Linked DNA regions of Homo sapiens: region 1 is linked to region 2. The links are chromatin loops, found by intact Hi-C in ENCODE. Cell type or tissue: dorsolateral prefrontal cortex. All regions are shown on one strand. Each heading gives the region's core, and the rest is flanking DNA. Links, peaks and the distances in the headings are about the cores only. Region 1 overlaps COBL (cordon-bleu WH2 repeat protein). Region 2 has its middle 230 kb from the start of GRB10.

Region 1 (2,907 bases), core at 268-2,767, 50 kb after region 2:
CAGCTGAGGTGCTTGCTGAAGGCAAGGGGAATACAGAATGGGTAGAAGACATTATAAATACCAGCTGTGATGTGACTAGTTTTAGAAATGAAAACAGTAATTGTCAATGAGTATTTCCTTCTCATTTTGTTAAGAATATGTTTGTGTGTGTGTGTGTGTATATATGTATATATACATATAAATATCTTTGTTTTCTTTCCCCTTATTCCCTTAACATGGGACATACGCGACTTCCATAGCAGTGTCTAATTGTTGATAATTTTACATCATAGTATTTTAAGTTACAGGATATCAGGAGAGAGTAAACATCAACTCAAGGACTTTACCTTCTCTTCTGGAAGGGATGAGTGCATTTTCGGTTGTATACAGGACAGCAGTGTCATGCCAGTTGGAATTGTGACCTTGTTTTGTCTTTCTCTGGAGAAAAAGACATGCATATAGGGGGCGAGTTGGCAAGGGGTGAATTTGCAATGGCTAAGCAAGGGGTGTTCGGGTACGTGGTGAAACGTTATTTCTGGGTGTGTCTGTGAGGCTGTTTACCAGAGTGATCAGCATCTGAATTGACAGACAGTAAGGAAGATGTGCCCTTACCGCTGTGGGCAGGCATCCTATCTGCTGAGGGTCTGAACAGAACAAAAAGGCAGGGAAGGGTGAATGTGTTCTCTGTGTTTGAGCTGGGACACCCATCTTCTCCTGTGCTTGAGCATCAGAGCTCCAGGTTGTGGGGCCTTGAGACTTGGATAGAATCTCATCACCAGCTTTCCGGGGTCTCCAGCTTACAGATGGCAAATGGTCAAACTTCTTGGTTTCTATAATTACACAAGGCCATCCCTATAAAAAAAAATCTCTCCCCACCATAGATACACACACACACACACACACACACACACACACTCATAAATATATCCTATTGTTCTGTATCTCTGGAGAAGCCTGACTAATAGAGATTTTGGAATAAATATTCCATTAGGGCTAAACAGTAGGGAGGGTTAAAATAGGCCTAATTTTAAGAAAATCTTCATTATCTTTCTAATGCTTTGAATTTGTTCAGAAAATAAAACATACATTTAGCAATGGTCTAATTATTCATTACTTTAAGTCTACAAAATTAGCTTTCCCAGGATGCAACCCTGACAGCAGATACAGTGTGGATGTTTGCTGCAGTAACAACAGTTCATGTCTCTCTCTCTCTCTCTCTCTCTCTTTAATTTGCGTCTGTGAGAGGTGGCAGGAGATACATCCAAGGAAACTTGCTTGAAGGTGCAGCTGCTTCTCCAAAGCCTCCATAATCCCAAGCTCTGGGTCAGCCCCTGAGTCACAGCATGACTTCAGGGCAAAGGCTTAAGTCAGAGCCATGGTGTCCCGGCGCTCGGCTGGCCTGCTGAGACTTGGAGAGAGGCTTCCAATTAACACTGCTGGTTTCTCTGAAGTGGCCAACAAGTGGCCACTCCAAGTGTCTCAACTAAACTAGACCAGTTTAAGACCAGCCACACTGGCTGAAGCATTCCCAGACAACATCATGGCTTATTTACTTGTGTGTTTCATCATTGCATGGAAACGTGGGCGCTTGCTGATCTGCAGGGGCTGGAGGAGAAAATGATCTTTCCCTTGTCAGCCAGGGGCATGGCTCAATGTGCCATCTGAGGAAGCTCTCAGCCTGCCATCCCAGGAGTCGTGCCTGCCAGCACCAGGGACTGCGTCTGCAGGGGGTGGCATGAGCAAGGCTGCTGGTCCCGGCTCAGCTGTCCTGGAAGAGGCTGTGAGACACCCGTGGAGAGCGCTGGGGCACACACAGGAGCAACCACGGTGAAGTCCTGAGTCCTTGACATGCATTTGCTCAGGACTCCAACCCAGCAGCCCCCAAAACAGTGAGACGCTCTGCACTGCAGGGCAGGCACTTCATTTTTATAAGCTGTAGGGGGCACACCTTCAGCACTCTGTCAAAGGCAATACGCACAGTTATTAAACTTCCTAAGAAAAAGGAAGACAGAAATTGCTCTACATCACTTGTGTGACTGTATGAAGTAGAAAATTAAACATTTTCTCTCTCTTTTTTTTTTTTTTTAGATGAAGTCTCACTCTGTCACCTAGGCTGGAGTACAATGGCGTGATCTTGGCGCACTGCAACCTCCACCTCCCGGGTTCAAGCAATTCTCCTGCCTCAGCCTCCTGAGTAGCTGGGATTACAGGCACCCACCACCGCGCCCGGCTAATTTTTGTATTTTCAGTAGAGATGGGGTTTTGCCATATTGGCCAGGCTGGCTTCGAACTCCTGACCTCAGGTGATCCGCCTGCCTCGGCCTCCCAAAGTGCTGGGATTACAGGCGTGAGCCACTGTGCCCGGCCTAACATTTTCTTTAAGGGTTGTGCAGTATTTGACAACATAATCTTTATATTTCTGACTTTTTAAAAATGAGGGTTTGAGTGACTTCATTTCTCCAGTATGACTGAATCAGGGAACCTGCACTGATCCATCTACAGAGGTCTGCAGACAGCAGTAGGAGGCAGGCTGAGGGCCAGGTGTGGCCCCACGAAGACCCTGAGGAAACCTGGTGCCTACATGTGCCTGCAAGAAGCAGCTAGTATGCATCCCACACTTCCTTTCATGCAGTAAAACTGGTGTTGCCTTATCTCTAACTTTTTTTAAAAAGAAGAAATCAAGATTTTAATGCACGATCTTCTGCATTTTAAATTATGGCTATTTTCATAATAATTAGGATCTGTTGACTCCAACCCAGCAGCCCCCGAAACATTTCTAAATGTTCTACATGTATTTGTATGTGTAATTCTCAAAAGCACTTTTTCTTTCAATATGAAGAAACTCAGGCACAGAGAAGTTAAGCAAGTTGCCTGAAATCACCCAGTAACAGACCCAAACCCTGAGTCCATGCAGCCTGGCTCTAGCCC
Region 2 (2,907 bases), core at 314-2,813:
CCTGAGGTGCCACCTTCCACAGGGCAGCGGCATGAGGATGCCTGGTCTCCCATGGGACGTGGCTGGGCTTTGGAGGATGAATAGGAGTTCTAGTGCAAAGCATGGAAGAGTCCACATGGTGTGTCTGGGGAAACACACATAGCTCGGTGTTTTCCAAGTTGAGTGGAGAGGCACCAACTGAAGCCACAGTCTTGCCACCAACTCACCGCGTGCCTTGCTAGCCCTTTGCTTTCCTGGGCGGGTCTCTCCATCAGGGCTGGCCCACCACACAGTCTGCAGTGTGGGGTACCCAGATGCCAGGGGAGGAAGCAGGGGGTCTGTGTGTAAGGGTGGGGCTTGGGCAGAAGCCACCGACCCTGTCCTCAGGAGACCCAGAGAGCCCCTGCTAAGGACATGGGTGGGACAGCAATGCATGGACAGCAACGGGCTGAGAATTTCACCTTTGTACCTCACTTATGCTCCTCAAGGTCTCTGCATCTATATGAAGGGTCTGGAAATTGAGTGCAACCACTGTAACACATGGCTTTTTCCTTTAGGAATGAGAGTGGGCTCCAGCCAGCCCTGCAGGAGCTACTTCCCCCTGTTCTTACTTAACCAGAGCCCCGGTTGGGCGCTTGGCCTAATCACTCATGAGCAGGAGCCAAGTTCATCACTTCCTGACTCTTCAGCTTTGAACACCTTTGCATCTTCAGTGAAACTTCTGGATTTCCAGGTGACAATCTCCATCCTGGGCCTGTCTCAGTGGTGGAAATAACATGGCACGGAATCACCCTGCGTTCCCCCAGGAGCACACCCCTGAAAGGTCCTGGCATGTGTTCCCGGCCTCTGGACATTTTCAGGTATTGCTCCTCTGCCTGGCTGGCTGCCACTGCTCTTTCACCCTGCTGAGAATGACTGGACTCTTCCACGCTCATCAGCTCACAGCTTCTGCCCAGCCCCTCCTCTGGAAGAATTCCCTGCCTCTCCCCTGTGTCTCCCCTCTCTTGGGACACCAGGCTCACTCACCGTGATTGGCCAATGCCATGTGGCCCCTCTACTAGTGGGCTTATTGGAAGGCAGAGACTAAATTAATTTGTAATTTCCCCCTAGCACTCATCACAGGGTCTGGCTTAGAGAAGCTCTCTTAGTGTTGGTTGGAAGAAAAGACAAAAGGAAGGAAGGAGGGAAGGAAGGGAGGAGGAACAGAAGGGAAGAAGGGAAGGTGGAAAGAAGGGAAAGAGAGGAAGCAAAGGAGGGAGAGGAAGGAAGACAGAGAAAGGAAGGAAGGAAAGGAAGGAGACCTTTGGTGACAACGGAAAGGCAAGGTTGCTTCAGTCCCTGAAGCACTTTACCCCAAGGCTGCGGGTGGCCCTCCCACTGGGACATCCCCATCAGGTCCACATCTCTTATTTGGATCCTGCTGGCTGCTGGCATCACCATCAGGCCAGGGCCCAGTGCCTGCCTCCTGGCACTGGACTACAGAGAAGGGGGTGGTGACGTTGGCCCTGGCTCCCATTTGTAGGACCTGGTGCCATAGATGTCCCGTGGAGAGCTCCATGGCACCTGTTAGGAGATGGGTGGCAGAGGGAGGCTTTGCTATGCTTGATGTTCAGCCCCTTGGGAGGTGCCTCTGGGAGCTGAGGAGGATCTGCCTGAGAACAGCACACCAAAGACAACTGCAGCCCCAGCCTCCATGCCCTGTCAGGGCCAGCGGTACAGCCTGGTGCCTCAGACTGCTGGAAACCTCCCATCTGCCCCGTCCCCTTCCTTCCCAATCAAGCAAGTGGACACCACACCCTGCCACACGCAGACAGGGCTCAGCCTCCCCTCATTTCCTAGATAGCCACTGTCCAAATCCCGCATGCTGTCCCCTGCCTGGATCTTCCCAGCCCTCCCTCCTGCCTCCCAGAAGCCAGTCCAGTCCCCTCCCCGGTTACAGTATGGTTCTTTGTGATAGGAAAAAATAAAATTCTTAAGAGTAAGAAAAGCATCCATAGATCTCCACTCCAATAAAGCCCATTAGTCTGGGGCAAAAGCTGGGATCAGTCAGTGCTCTAAATCCAAGTCCACAGGAGCAGGCACACCTGTGCCCAGATGCCACATCCCCACATAGTACATCAAACGAGGAGCAACCATGGCTGCAACCCAATCTGCGGAGGTGTTTGGGCCCTGGAAAGCTCCCTTACACAGCACAGGAGTCAGGAAGATGTGGGGAGTGAAGCAGGGAAGGGCAGCCTTCTTGGATGCCCCTCTTCCCTCCCTGTCCTTGCTCTCCCCGTGCCGCCATCCCGGAGGAAGCTTCCCGATTTGTTAGATTTCAGAACTGCACTCTGGTGATGTCGCTGTGTGTCGAAAGGCTCCTGAAACAAGTGAGTGGGAGCTGCCACGGGACCTGTCCAGGGCCAACTTGGCGTCATGCACTCAGTCTGCCTCCTCCCCTCGTCCCCCACAGGGTCGAGATAAGAAGGGGTGAACACAGCGGTGGACTTGCGGGCTGGGAGGACGGCCCTGCTGGGCTTTGGGTTCGGTGGTCGTATTGGTCTTTCTCTTTGCCCCTTTTCTTTTCTTTCTCCCTTGTTAACTGATGTGATGACACTTTTGTTCCTTTTAAGTTCCAAACCAGTTGAGAAATCTGACGCTGAAGTCAGGATGATAAAGGTCAGCTTGCCCCATGGCTCAGCACTGGGTCCCCTATCGCTCCCCGACTCCTCACCTGAGCACGGTGAGCTGCCCTCAGTGAGCTCGGGTCTGGGAAGGCTCTGGCGCTTGGTTAGCTCTGAGGTCAGTGTAAGGAAGAGGGGAACAGGTCAGAGGCCACACTGTTAGGACGGTGACAAGAGAGGCCACGGAGTGGAAGCAGCAGACGCCTGATGGCTGCGGGAGATGCCCGTGGAGATGGGGGAGCTGCTTCCTCCTTCCTCCTGCCTG

What was found. Hi-C counts contacts between places; a loop is a spot of excess contacts. Peaks named below come from ENCODE experiments on the same cell type or tissue, not always from the same donor. Only the 100,000 strongest peaks of a DNase experiment are listed, where the experiment ranks them.
Region 1: a loop joins it to region 2, with 8 times the contacts of the local background. A loop is called at or near these places in 4 of 110 quality-filtered maps.

The regions. Positions count from the first base shown.
Region 1 is chr7:51,061,089-51,063,995 of GRCh38, forward strand. All of the region lies in intron 7 of COBL (cordon-bleu WH2 repeat protein), which reads right to left. Among named protein-coding and RNA genes, the nearest start is that of COBL, 250 kb to the right of the region's middle. RefSeq lists an enhancer at 1,656-2,161. In dorsolateral prefrontal cortex, for the core only: no CTCF peak of the experiment used is centred there; a DNase peak (open chromatin) is centred at 1,738; H3K27ac peaks cover 2,112 bases.
Region 2 is chr7:51,011,245-51,014,151 of GRCh38, forward strand. No RefSeq gene overlaps it. Among named protein-coding and RNA genes, the nearest start is that of GRB10, 230 kb to the left of the region's middle. RefSeq lists enhancers at 1,137-1,637, 1,638-2,138. In dorsolateral prefrontal cortex, for the core only: no CTCF peak of the experiment used is centred there; no DNase peak of the experiment used is centred there.